Linked DNA regions of Homo sapiens: regions 1 and 3 are each linked to region 2. Evidence: read pairs that join two places in POLR2A ChIA-PET (ENCODE). Cell type or tissue: HepG2. All regions are shown on one strand. Links, peaks and the distances in the headings refer to the core of each region. The heading gives the core; the rest is flanking DNA.

The links. Peaks named below come from ENCODE experiments on the same cell type or tissue, not always from the same donor. Only the 100,000 strongest peaks of a DNase experiment are listed, where the experiment ranks them.
Region 1: POLR2A ChIA-PET joins it to region 2 with 8 read pairs; 1 of 35 experiments calls an interaction of 5 or more read pairs at or near these places.
Region 3: POLR2A ChIA-PET joins it to region 2 with 7 read pairs; 1 of 35 experiments calls an interaction of 5 or more read pairs at or near these places.

Annotation. Positions count from the first base shown.
Region 1 is chr14:54,131,944-54,136,513 of GRCh38, forward strand. All of the region lies in intron 4 of LOC105370507 (a long non-coding RNA gene), which reads right to left. Among named protein-coding and RNA genes, the nearest start is that of BMP4, 180 kb to the left of the region's middle. RefSeq lists a silencer at 2,008-2,302. In HepG2, for the core only: no CTCF peak of the experiment used is centred there; DNase peaks (open chromatin) are centred at 2,188 and 4,048; H3K4me3 peaks cover 1,139 bases.
Region 2 is chr14:53,611,295-53,615,864 of GRCh38, forward strand. All of the region lies in intron 2 of LOC105370504 (a long non-coding RNA gene), which reads left to right. It overlaps LOC124903316 (a long non-coding RNA gene), which reads right to left and starts at 1,088. Exons shown (of 2, transcript XR_007064176.1): 1 at 1-1,088. It also overlaps the pseudogene RPS3AP46. RefSeq lists a silencer at 1,108-1,157 and enhancers at 1,478-1,587, 2,543-2,642, 2,663-2,762. In HepG2, for the core only: a CTCF peak has its summit at 2,663; DNase peaks (open chromatin) are centred at 2,717 and 4,157; H3K4me3 peaks cover 2,623 bases.
Region 3 is chr14:53,977,522-53,982,091 of GRCh38, forward strand. No RefSeq gene overlaps it. Among named protein-coding and RNA genes, the nearest start is that of BMP4, 23 kb to the left of the region's middle. In HepG2, for the core only: no CTCF peak of the experiment used is centred there; DNase peaks (open chromatin) are centred at 1,720, 2,060 and 2,800; H3K4me3 peaks cover 861 bases.

The sequences.
Region 1 (4,570 bases), core at 325-4,324, 520 kb after region 2:
CCATTGCTTTACATTTTGCATTAATTACCAAGACTCTATTTTAAAAACCAGTATCTTTAAAGATATTTCTGATAATGTGAGTAATACATCAATTGGGTAAAGGAGAAGTGTTTGATGAGTTAAGGATGACAATTAATGCTACCTGGATACTAGCCACTAGAAATATTAAACCACTAGCCCACAGTCTTCAAAAGACTTCCAACTTTTGACTGACCAACTCCCTAGATACTAGCTCTAGAACAGCTAACTTGCTATTGAAGGCCTCTAATGAGCAACTGATAATGTTCCCTGAGATAATTACATTCACAGCTAATTAGCCCTTCATTATCTTTTAAACAAATGAATTTCTTAGTTACCAGATTTCCTTGCAGAATTACTTTTTAATGCTCTAAAACGAAGTTCTGTTAATACTTTTAATAAACTGTGTATCAAAAATCATTCTACAAAATGTAGCCTCTTTAGACTTTTGCTCTGAATAAAAAATATACAAATAATAATAATTTAATCTGAATCAAGAAAAGCCAAAAACAAAAAAAACCCTCTGACCATGAACAGAACTACCAAGGAGGAGTATATACGGAACACACTGCCTATGTACATTAATGTTTCAGCTTCAGCTGACCCACATCTGTAAATCTAGACAGCTAGTTACCATGTGTCTTCCCAACTGAAAAAGGCAAAAGACAACTGGCTGCCACATGCTTTTTACAAATAAATTGTAAACAGGTTACTCAGTATAGGCCACATATATAGGATTTACACATGAGTGCCCCAGGAATAAATTTGGCTCAAAGCCTCCTTCAGCTAAAAAGCTTCAGGCATCACGATATTCCCATATGTCTACTGTATAATGAAATGTATAACAATTTTTACCCTGAAGGTTGTTTTGTACTAAGAATGAGATTGGGCAGTGGGTAACTCAGGCAACCATCCAAAGGAGTTCTTATCGCTTATCCATGTGTATGTATATTTAAAGATGTGTACCACATTCTTTGGAAACCATAAATAATGTACCAAAAAATTCTGGAAGTACATTGTATCACTCTCCATGCCATAGTATACATACACGCACACACACACATACACACATACACACACACACAGCCATAAAGGTCAAGAAATGCTCAAGGTTGGGACATTTGTTACAAACAACAGTGATAATTCTCTTTATAAAGACTTCTCTTACCTCCACACTGGCTGAGGCTTACTAAGATGGAGAGGAAAGGTACCTGATGCTTTGGGAAGAGAGCTCTGAGTGAGAAGCCAGAATAACAAAGAGAAGGTTTCGGAAAGAGGCTGCTTTCATCCTGTTATGTTTCAACATCAGAGGGGGATGGTAAAGAGAATTCTTGAGGTTTCTATCTTGTCTGTCTTAGCTCAATAGAGTACGAAAACTAAGAAGAATTTATGCAAAAGCTTCAACTATGAATAAATAGCACCCATCTGCTTGGAGTGGCTTGTGTCTTACCTTCCCAAGAACTTCAAATGGGGCAGCAGTTAGGAATTGAGAAGGATCTGGGGACACAGCTAACAGTGTTGCAATTCATGCATGCATCCATTCACCCAATGTTAACTGAAGTCCTATTAGATGTAGGGTCTTGTATTAAGAAGAGAGAAAGATGGTTTGGATGAGAATTTTGCCAACATGTGTAGAAGTAAAGATGGATAATTACTAATACAAAATAATAATGATAAATGCCCCAAGAAGGTACAAATAAAATACAGTAAGAGTTAAGTAGAGATGGCTTCCAGCTCAGGAATAGGAAAGGAGTTAATAGCTTTTCCCAACCCTCTAGAATCTAATTTCCCATTAAGACTTCATCTTTTCAAAATGCCCTCATGGTTCCTCCTTACCCTTATCTTCATGGATACAAGTGTTCCTCCTTACTGTTCCTCCTCATTGTTCCTCCTTACCCTTATCTTCAAGGATACAAGTGTTGGAGGAGGGTGTTTATACAGTATGTTTTATTTGATCTCATCCCCTAGGGACACCCTACCTTTTACTTAAAATCAGCTGTCTCTACCTCCTTCCAGCCAGACTGTTCTGTCTTCCAGTGACCCATGCTCACTTTGAACTATGATTTTCCCCTCCGGAGTAAACTTCAGAGTTCTATTCCTCACTCATCAGCTCTTGAGCACCACACCACCTGACTCATGTTACAGGAGTTGTGAAATCCCTCTCTCACTCACACAGGGCAATCCACATGTGATAAGCACCAGTGTCTTCACAAATAGGTAAACCTGTCTGGTCATTCGAGCTCCACTGAGCAGCAAATAAAACTAGCTTTTCATTCATCTACCAGGCACTGGTTGATTAGTAACCAGTGTCTACGATTGTGGGTGACAATGTTTTACTATTGCAATTTATTTTATCCTTTTTATGTTATTATGAGAGAGAGGAGAAAGAGAGAAAAAGATGTGAGAAAGAGTAAAGCACATGCTGGGTACTGAGAAAATGTTTGTGGAATAAATGAATTTTTCCATCTGTGCTTTAAAATATTTGTTGTTTTACCCACATGGAAGGAAATATTTCATATCAAGCATTACCAGTCTGGAAACTCGCCCTAAGTCTCTATATGGTGGGGAGAAGAAGGAAGATAAAAACTGAAATAAGATGGTTCGAAATAATAAATAGCATACCCTACGGGTAGATCTAGCCTGTACATGGCTCAAAGGTGATAAGGAGGATATTGTCTGGGAAGCAGAATGCAGCAGACAACAAAGCTCTCAGACAATAAGAAATATGATAAACCGTTACCCACTTCCATATGCTTTATGTTTTGGGACCATACAGAATCTTTATCATGAAGATACCAGAAGGTAGTATGGCAGATTGAGATTTGGTGCCTCTATTGACCACAGATTCTAAAATTCAAGCCCTAGTGTTATCTCCTCTCACACTACCTCTAGGCTTGGCTATGTGATGAGTTTTGTTCTCATAGAATGCACTTCTTTTTTTTTTTTTTTGAGATGGAGTGTAGCTCTGTCACCCAGGCTGGCATGCAGTGGCACGATCTCAGCTTACTGCAACCTCCATTTCCCTGGTTCAAGCAATTCTCCTGCCTCAGCCTCCCAAGTAGCTGGGATTACAGGTGCCCATCACCATGCCTGGTTAATCTTTTTCTATTTTTAGTAGAGACGGGGTTTCATTGTGTTGGCCAGGCTGGTCTCAAACTCCTAACATTGTGATCCACCTGCCTCGGCCTCCCAAAGTGCTGGGATTACAAGTGTAAGCCACCGTGCCTGGCCAGAATGCACCTTTTTATCCCCTAGCCACCATGCTGTAAGTAAACCCATGCAGCCATGTGGAAAGACCCATGTGGAGCAGACTTGAAACCTTGGCTTACAGCCCCAGTTAAGGTCCCAGCCAGAGGCCAGTATATAAACTGCCAGAGATGGAACTGAGGCCATTCTGAACCTTCCAGCTGTACCCAGTGTCCCTGCTGACACCTTGCAAAACAGAACTGCCAGTCAATAGATTCATGAGAGTATAAATCACTTCTGGTTTAAGTCACTAAATATTATAGTAGTTTGTCATGCAGCAATAGATAACCAAAATATGTAGAGAGTGAAAGCAATAATCTACATATTATTAAATGAGTTCAAAACCAGCCTTGGTACAGTTTTGACTCTCTTGAGTCTCCCCAAGTCCTGAGATCTTGGTCCAGCGTTTTTCAACCTGGCTGTCTGCCAGAATCACCTTCAGAGCTTTTTCGAAGTACATGTAACTGGGCCCACCTCAGAAATTCTGATTCCAAAATATCCAGTAGAGCCTGTCAACTTCTTTGTAAAACGTTCCACTGGTGTGTACCCAATGTCAGAACTCCCAGAAGAGTCTGTACTGACATGACCAGATGTTTTAAAATGGACAATATCACATATGACCTCACATCCACCCTTGACACAGAGAATGGTATCTTAACAACAATCTGTTGTAACCAGTTTCTTTTATGGAGCAATACTGCCCTTAGAGACTCTACAAGAAAAATAAAATGGTGTTGTGTTGGAATATGTTTTCCAAACCTTCGTTGGAAAAAAACAGTCAACTCTATATACTTTAACCACCAAAATGTTCTCAAGGTCAAGCTGAGCACATAAACCTCAAATAAGGAGTTGATGAGAGGGGTTACCTAACAGGAGCAGAGGAGAAAGGAAGCAGGGCAGCATGAGAGTGTCGCTGCAACAATTGCTCCTTCTGTCCACCCTGGCTTAGTTATGGTCAGAGGAAAGGGAGAGGTTGTGCAATTGTGTACATAATGCTGGGTGGGAGTGAGGTGGGTTCAAGGAAGCGGGAGGTCAGGGTGGCCCATTTTCCTCATCTGCTCAACATAAGCATGTGAGGAAATAATAATGTCTTTTAATAATATCAATGAAAGACAAACATCAGGGGAATGGGCATTGAGGTTATGAGGTCCAGCCAGTCTCTCGAACAAGGAGATTCTCCCTTCACTGCCAATCTTGCAGAACCTGTACATGTGTTTATGAAGAGGAGAGAAGGGTTTGGGTCTTTTTATGTGTCACGGCAGCAGTAGCATGAGCAAGAAATAACCAAGGGGAAGACAAAATTCAG
Region 2 (4,570 bases), core at 316-4,315:
TTCAAACAGCAATGGCATTGCCTAAGGGAGCAATAGCTTTCACATCCTTCTTTGAGTTGAAAAGAAGGCTTTATTGAAGAGGACATATGGAAGGAGGTTAATTTTGGAATAGCTGAGACTTTTAGTTCTAAAAGGATTTGAGGCTGGCTTGATTAAGCACAAACCCATAGCAAGAGATGTGCTGGAGGAACAGGAGTTTGTTGTCACTGGTCTGGCCCTTGTTTAGGATTTACAGCCCAAGGATCTGCCACCAGCCAAGTGTGGTGGCAAGTGGCACCCTCGTTCTCTGGCTTGTGGCTCTCACAGACGTCATGCTATTTCCTTGTAGGCCTCCTCATTGTGAGGCCCTTTCATGATTCCCTCCCATTAACTGGCTAGTGGACTATGACAGACATTCTGTTTTCTTTCTTTTCTATATTTTCCCCTTCATCTCTATCTCTGAGGGAGAATAGGAGGAAGCAAAGTCCCATTCCCTCCCCCAGGAGATCTTGAATGCACAGGAAGAGCATCCTTCTATCTTTGTTGAGGGTGGATGAGAGTATAAATGGCTTCCAACTGAGGATGGTAGGACTGGAAGCAATCTCAGAGTCCACTGGGAAATTGCCTTACTTTTCAGTTTTCATGGCACGTGTAGAAGGAGTTAGCACAGTAGGGTAAATGGAGATTTCTTACAACTGAGGTGCCCAGACCAGGTACTCCAGCTGCCCCAGACCCTGCTTGGCCACCCTGAGGTCTGAGGGGACCCAAGATTGACAGCTCTGTGATCTTCATGGCCAGCCTTAGGTATCACTATCCAGCTCAAGGTGAGGATTCAGACCTGATTCAGACCTGATTGTAAAGTACCTGACTTTTGTCCACAGTCCAGTGGTCAGTACCTGTCACATGGACACATCTGACTCTCAGAAAGGCTAAGAACCAGGTTTAGCTGTGTTGGGAAAAAAGGACACAGGTTTGATGAATAGCTTAGCCAGTCTCTGCCACAGACAGTATGGGACCAACGGTGCTCCAAAGATAGATGCCAAATTGGAACTAAGACACACACTGCTTAACCCATAGCACAGTGCTCTCCCCACCAGACCACACTTGGTCATATCTCTCATACGTCCCCTCCCTTTTAAAAACACAGCCCACAGGCCAGGCGCGGTGGCTCACCTGTAATCCCAGCACTTTGGGAGGCCGAGGTGGGTGGATCATGAGGTCAGGAGATCGAGACCATCTTGGCCAACATGGTGAAACCCCGTCTCTACTAAAAATTCAAAAAATTAGCCAGGCGTGGTAGCGGGCGCCTGTAGTCCCAGCTACTCAGGAGGCTGAGGCAGGAGACTGGCGTGAACCCGGGAGGCGGAGCTTGCAGTAAGCCGAGATCGCGCCACTGCACTTCAGCCTGGGCGACAGAGTGAGACTCCGTCTCAAAACAAAACAAAACAGAAAACAAAAACAAAGAAACACAGCCCACAAAAGGTGCCGAAAAGGGATCCAAGGAGAAAGTGGTTGAGCCATTTTTTTGAAGTGAGCCTTGTTGATCTACAGAACAATGAGGTTGCATTTAGAAAATTCAAGTTCATTACTGAAGGTATTTAGGGTGAAGATTGCCTGACCAACTTCTGTGGCAGGGATTTCACCCACGAAAAAATGTGCTCCATGGTTAAAAAGTGTCAGACCAGGTATGAAGTTTACGTTAATGTCAGAGCTACTGATGGTTATTTGCTTCATCTCTTTTGTGTTGGTTTTACTAAAAAAAAAAAAAAAAAAAAAAAGAAAAAGCAACAATCAGATTCTGATGACCTCCTACACCGAGCAACTATAGGCCTGCCAAGCCTGAAAGAAGATGATAGAAATCTCGACCTAGGAGGTACAGATGGATGTCTTGGAAGAAGTGGCCATTGAATTGATAGCAGAAAGCGCTGGAAAGACATAGGAGAGGGTTGCCAATCTAGTTATCCTCTCTATAATGTGTTCATTAGAAAAGTGAAGCTGAAGATGCCCAACTCTGAACTGGGAAAACCTAGGGAGCCTCATGATGAAGGTAGTGGTTCTAGAAAAGCTACTGGGGTGAGACAGATGCTAACGTTAAACAAGCTGATGGATAAAAGTCCGAGAATCTGTTTAAAAATTCAAACTTTTAATGGTGACAAATAAAACATATTATTTGTCGGGAATTTAAGAAACACATCTCATTAATTACACTTCTAGTCTACCGTAAGTCAATTCCACTCACAGGCAAGGCTTGGTGTAACTTAGGAATCCCACAATGAAGTTCAGCCCCGCCTCTCAGAATGACAGAGAATTTCCACTGTACTATGAACTCTTTGTAAAAAAAAATCAGCATCTGCATCTTCAGCTTTGCTTTTTTCTTACCTCTTTCGGTCCTTCCCCACTTGCTTGTTTCCTGAAGACCAGGGGGCAAGATGAAGGTTACTGCATGGTTCACTGCAAACACTGTCTCTCAGTTTTACCTCAACCTTTGATTCAGATGTTTTCACTTCCTCCTCTTCTTACGTATGGCCCTTTGGTCTCTGTCCCCTAGGCTGACTTTCATCATCCAATTAGAAATAACACCGTCTTCTTGCTACCATTTCTCTGGGAACCGTAGGGAGTAGACCCCCAGCCTCCTGCACTCCCCACAGGGGCCAGCCGAGCTTCAAAGGAGTGTGTTGGCAGCACCACCTCACGGCTGGGCTTCCTTTCTGTTTGAACAGCTTCCATTGCTCACTGTTGATCAGTAACTCAATGATTCATTAAACACACAAACAATGAGTGAATCTGTTCCATTAGCAAGGCCACCTGTTGATCTCAGACATTCTTAGCTGAACTCGGCAAATACGAACAACAGAATGCCTACATCAGTCGAGTGCTCTGTCTCTATTTGATGGCATGTTAGAGCAGGAAAAGCAGAGTCCAGGCTTTGCTGATGCTTTTATGCTTTTCCTTTCATCTGGTGGCAGGGCTGTAAGAGTAAAATGTGGAACACAACCCACCTCTCTATAAGCAGCTGGAAAACTTTAAGAGCTTGGTCGCTGTTCCTTCCTCAGTCTTGTAGAATTAGAGAAAAAGGAGAGTGGGAATATTCTGTACCCTTTTGCTTGCAGGTGCAAGGGCAATAGAATTAACCAAGCCCTAAACACACACACACACACACACACACACACACACACACACACACACACACACACACACCAAAAGAAGAAAAACTGTAAAAGACATCTTATTGATTGCAATGACACCTTCTCTGCCTTAGAAAAAATACAATCTCTTTTCTATGTAGCTTCTGGTTCATGTAGCTGTTCCAGGCCTTTAAGAACTGGTCTACTAGTGTTTACAAGCTTTTAAAAAATATTATACTTTATTTGGCTACTAAAAGTCATATAAAGCAGACTGGGTTAAGCTGTTGATACAGGCATCACGGTCAATAAAAGTTGAAATTTTATTTTTAAAAATAGCATTTTTCCTCTCTTATAATTCCTCTTGTTATTATGATAACGAGGAGAGCTTTTATAAAGTGGGTGGTATTTGTTTGAAACCTGAAAGGTGTACCATACCAGGAATAAAGAGACACTTGTTCTTTTCTCAGTTAAATACTAAATTGCCTCTTTAGGGTGAATTTAGTATTTAAATGCATAATTATTATGATTTGTACTGTGTTAAGTTTAAATTTCTCTGCAGTGACACTGATTAAACACAGCTCAGTGTTTCTGTTTGATAGATTTATTCTAGGATATCAGTAAAAACTTGGTTGGTTGGTTGGTTGGTTGGTTCTTGTAATCAAATGGAAGATGAAGAAGCAGAAGGAAACAACTCTTCAAATAAAATTCCAGTTCCTATGAATTTATTATGTAAAATATATAAAATCATGAGTTTTAAATTTCCCACTGGATTTCGGAAATGACTGTTGCTAGTGGCTGGTTTACTTTCATTTGTGTGGCACTGGAAATGACAGAGTGCCAGGTGAGGAATTCAGTTTGTGTCTCTTTTGTAAATATTCTTTTGCTTTGGGAGGACATGCTTTGAGCTACACACATTCAGAATGAATAAGGTGAACAGATTGAGGCAGGCAGACCCCACTACTTGGATTCTCTAGGCAGGTGTGAGCATATCTCGCTCATCCAATACATAAAAGACCACGTGCATTTTCAAAGGGATTTCTGCAATCCCTTTTGCAATCTTTTGACAACCACTACTATGATCTGATTGCCCAATGCAGGTGCTTGTGCAGCCGCCCCACTGTGCCATCAAAAGAATCCTCAGATTCTTCTGACTAAAAGGGACAGGCAGAAGAAGTAACTTTTTAAAAAGACTAAAAAGGAAATAGCCACATAAAATGAAAAATTAGATGGAAGGTGAATAGCTATCCCCTCCTGTGATTAGATTGTCACCATCCAATAGAACTTTCTGCAGTGATACAAATGTTCGATACCTGCACTAACCAGTGTGAGAGCCACTAGCCACATGTGACTACTGAGCATTTGAAATGTGGCTAGTGTGACTGGGAAATTAAAATTTAATTTTAATTAATTTAAATTTAAATATGCACATGTATTTAGTGGTTGTCATTGTAATATCCCCCAAGTGA
Region 3 (4,570 bases), core at 325-4,324, 370 kb after region 2:
TTTTTTGACATAGCCTAGAGACACTTACAATGCAGTTTTAGATAACCTCTTCTGGACGCACAAGGGAAAGGTAAGAAGATGTGATTTTAAAATGTTTGTAAAAGTGAAAGAATAATCCCATTGCTCGCAGCAGTGGGGAAAGAGCATATCTGTAGCTTTTCTTGCCATTAAGTATATCCAGAGAATGAATGCACCAGGTACAAGGCCCAGGAAAGAGGAGAGCTGCCTCTGCAGAAGCAAGGGCACTTGTCTGCAGTTCAGCTTACCTGATTTGCAGATCGCCAGTTTATCAGAATTGAACCAACCGGCTTCATCTTCTTCTGCTTTGTTGATACCCAAGCTGGCCTTAATTTTTTTTTTTTTTTTTTTTTTTCAGCTGAGAATGTCTAAAGCCTGAGGTATGCTTCTGGGTGTTCTTAAGACTTGAATGCCGTTGCTTAAAGAGTTAAAGATCCCTGAGGCTACAGTAAAAGGACGATAAGGTAAATCACTCACCCACTGGAGATGCTCCCCTTGTCCTTTACCAAAACAAGGTTTGAGGAAGATGGAAGGCATTCAACAGTTTAGAGAAACTCTACTGTGCAAAGCCAAACATCAGTATTAGGTTTTTAAGGTTAAAGAAAGTTCTCATTGTAATAATTTATCTTTGAGAACAAGAAGTTTATTTTTCATTTATCAAGAGCTTAACATTTCCCTCTTAGGAAAAATGCTTTGAGGGATACACTATACTCAGGAAAACACTCACCAACAACGTATTTTTGTTTATCAGTTTAAGCGGAAAAACTCCACTTAGAGATTAAAAAGAAAAAAAAAAAACAAACTTATTTCCAGTGTTAGGGGAATCCCATTGGAACTGGCTGTCCACAGAGGTGGAGAATTTGGCCTTGTTTACAGCTCTAGCAATTGCTTTAGTCCTCGGTTAGGGGAAAGTTGTCCCAGAGAGGTATTTTTAAATAAAGATAAAAAGACTCTCCACAATATTCATTCTGCTTCCAGGAGAAACTAAATTCTATCCTTCATTGGAAGCCACTTCAAGTTTAGTATTTGGAAACTCAGAGTAGCAACACTAGAGATGAGGCAATTCAATTGAGTCCTACCAAGGACAAGTTTACAGTTTTGTATCTGTTATATTTATCAGAAAAAGAAAGAGTAGGAGGAAGAAGGAGAAGAAATAAAAGAAGGAATAGCCTTTTAGTAAATGTGGGCAAAAAGGAAGATACACTTAAAACATCTGTATCCTAATGAAGTAAAAATTTAGCTCTTCAAGTTCTAAATGCCACTTTCCTACCAAAGTCTCAAATTATAAGCAGATTGACTCAAGGTTAGGATGATGGCGTTTTGGTAGAACTTCATCTCTAAAAAAAGATGGTTACTTTACTTAGAATTCTGTCTTAGAATTAAGCATGCTGAATCCTTTTTGATTTTATGGTGCTTACTCTAATTTTAAATGAAAAACTTTTTTCTAGTGAAGCTTACTGTGTATGATTGAAATGTTGGTGGAAGGCAAAAGTCCTCTGCAAAAACATTTGAAAATGAAACACTCTCAGTGCATAATCCCTTGCTCTGCAGTGCAAGGTTTTCAAATAAGTGAAAAGAAGAAAAATGCACATGAGACTCTGCCTACCAGAAAAGGCTATGTGCATAGGAATCTCCTTGCTGCAAAGTGCTGACATTTGACACCACTTTGAACCCTGAATGCAGCTGGCTGTCGGACTCTGAATTGTCTCCCACCTTGTTTGTGGCCTCTGACTTATCCCTCTGGCCAAGTGCCCCATGCCTTACCAACCTCTCCCACTGCAGAGAGGGCAAGCAGGGCAGAGGCTAAGCTGGCATCCTCTTCAGGGTTCGATCAGTGTTCAGTAACAGCTATCAGAAGGCTGCTTATCAATGACTTCCAAAGAGGTCACTTGTGGAGTCAGTGGAGATTTTGAAATGTGTTGGTGTATAACCAGCTTCTCTGAGTTTGTAAACAACTGTAATTAATCAAATCCCAGCCACAGTGCTTTGGAAGCATTCCTTTCGTGAGGGAACAGCACTAAAGATGTTGTTGTGGCTTCTGTGGTGCGGTAGCTATGGAAGCATCAGGGTGTGGTGAGAGATTAGGCTGCTGCAAGGCCATTGTATGTTGCCAGATAGAATTATCCTTTGATGTACACTGGGGTCTAAATTGTTTTCTTTCCTTTGATACATTTAAAATTAAGATTCCGTGTTAATCCCTAATTAATTCCAAGATCAAGCTTCTATTTTCGCTATTTGAATGAGTGATGTTGGAATGTTTTTAGGGAAGTGAAGCCATAATAAAATATTTTCCAATTACATTAAATACCTTTTGGGCATGGTTATTAGACATTGCTGTATTCAGTGTGGCTTTTACATCAGAAGGGCATGATTTGAAATCAGAAATCAAAAAATTTTAAGTCAGAAATGGAGCACTTATGACAATAGTGCTTTACATTCAAATGGTTTATACAAAAAAAAAAAAAAAAAGGAAAAGAGGGAGGCTAGAAACTGCTATGATAAGATGAAAGTTCACCTTAATAAGAAAATACAGAATCAGGAATTGTGAAATTTAAAAGGATTAAATATTAAGTATGAAAATTCAGTAGAGAACAGGTAAGATATAACCACCAGCTGAAAAAGGTGAAGATAGGAAGATAAAAGGAGGAAGCCTGGAGTTGAGCAGAGCTTTTTCTAAACTGCAATCTTCAAAGAAAATCGACCTGCACTCCACATGGGGCTTCTTCCAGGCCCTGACAGAAGGTCAAGGACAGCTGACCTGGGCTGGAGCCAGGCAAAACTGTGAGGTTAGCTGGGATTTCATGAGTCACCCTTTTAGACCTCCCAGCAATCTCATGCCATGAATTTGCATCTGAGCCCCAGAAGGAAGGAAAATTCCTTCTAGTTAGGAAATTAAAAAGCACAGTAGTGACCACCAAATGATGCCTGAGATTTCGCAAGCATTTGTCACAGATTTGTAGAATAGTCATGATTTAAAATATTCAGGCCGGGCACAGTGGCTCACATGTGTGATCCCAGCACTTTGGGAGGCCAAGGTGGATCACTTGAGGCCAGGAGTTCGAGGCTGCAGTGAGCCATGGTCGTGCCGCTGCACCTCAGTTTAAGTGACAGAGCAAGACTCTGTTTCAAAAATAAAATAAAATTCTCAGACCATTTATCTTCATAAATACAGGAACACTTGCTAGTTCATGAAGTTTGCAGGGGGAGGGGATCAGGCTGAGGAGTTGTCACCATTCCTATGGGAACTAATCTTCTAATTCAGCCCCTTACCTTGTCTCAAGAAAAGAATGAACTTGCATGTTTTGGTCATTATTTTCTGATTACTATCATTTGTCCTGGAAGTTGGGTGGAAGCAGGTGATGTCCTGCTTCTCTCTCCCACCCCTAATTAGGGGCCTGAGTCCCATGTGATAACATCTTGAAGGGTGCTTTGCCATTATCAGTGGGTGGGTCACTGGAGTGGGGCAGGGGCACCTTCTTCTACACTCAGCCAACAACCCCCGGGCTCATACGTCTGCATCAGTTCTGACTGGGCTTGTACCTGCTCTACTGGTTGCTAAATATTTTTAATATCACCTGGTACAAAGACTTCATTTTATGAAACTCCTGGTCACCTGCTGAAGACAGCTGTGGTTCAGGGAAACACATGCTGGGTTTGGCATTATCAAGACATTTGGGTTTGAGTGTCTGCTCTGCCAAGATCAAATGCAATACTATGTGTGAACACCTAGAACAAGGGAGTCAGCTGTTTGCTCATTTCAGGTACAATTATGCGGCTGACCCACCCTTAAATACAGCCCTTCTTAGGATGTAGACATGGGAAGCATGCTGGAGCCTCCCAGGGGAGGATGAACAGGCTGCAGCTAGACTTTTTTCTCTCTCTTTCTCTCTTTTTTTTTTATTTGAGATAAGGTCTCACTCTGTTGCCCAGGCTGCAGTGAAGTGGTGCCATCTTAGCTCACTGCAGCTTCGCACCCCTGAACTCAAGCAATCATTCCACGTCAGCCTCCTGAGTAGCTGGGACTACAGGCACATGCCACCATGCCCAGATAATTTTTTAAATTTTTTAGTAGAGATGAGGTCTCACCATGTTACCCAGACTGGTCTCGAACTCCTGGGCTCAAGCAGTCCTCCCATCTCAGCCTCCCAAAATGCTGGCATGAGCCACCATGCCTGGCCTTTCAGCTAGACTTTTATGTTGGAGTTACCAAAGCCACTGAAATCTCACCAGTCTCATTGATTCAATATTGCTACAATGTAGGTAGTAGACCTATTAGGCCTCAAAAAGTACCCACAAGTCTTTCAATCTAAAGTGTTCTGGATTGCCTTTTATCTGCCAAATGCAGATTCTCAGACTGTGCCCCACATGTGCTGGGTCAGAATCTCTAAAGGTGCGGGGCCAGGAATTTTCATTTTAAACACTTCACAGGAGATCTTCACAGACAATGAAAAGGTGAGAACCACAAGTTGAGGCACCAAACATGAAAACACTCAGTACTGGTAAGTGTTTTATGGAAGACAGAAGCCAATTTCTAGATACCAACACTGTGGTT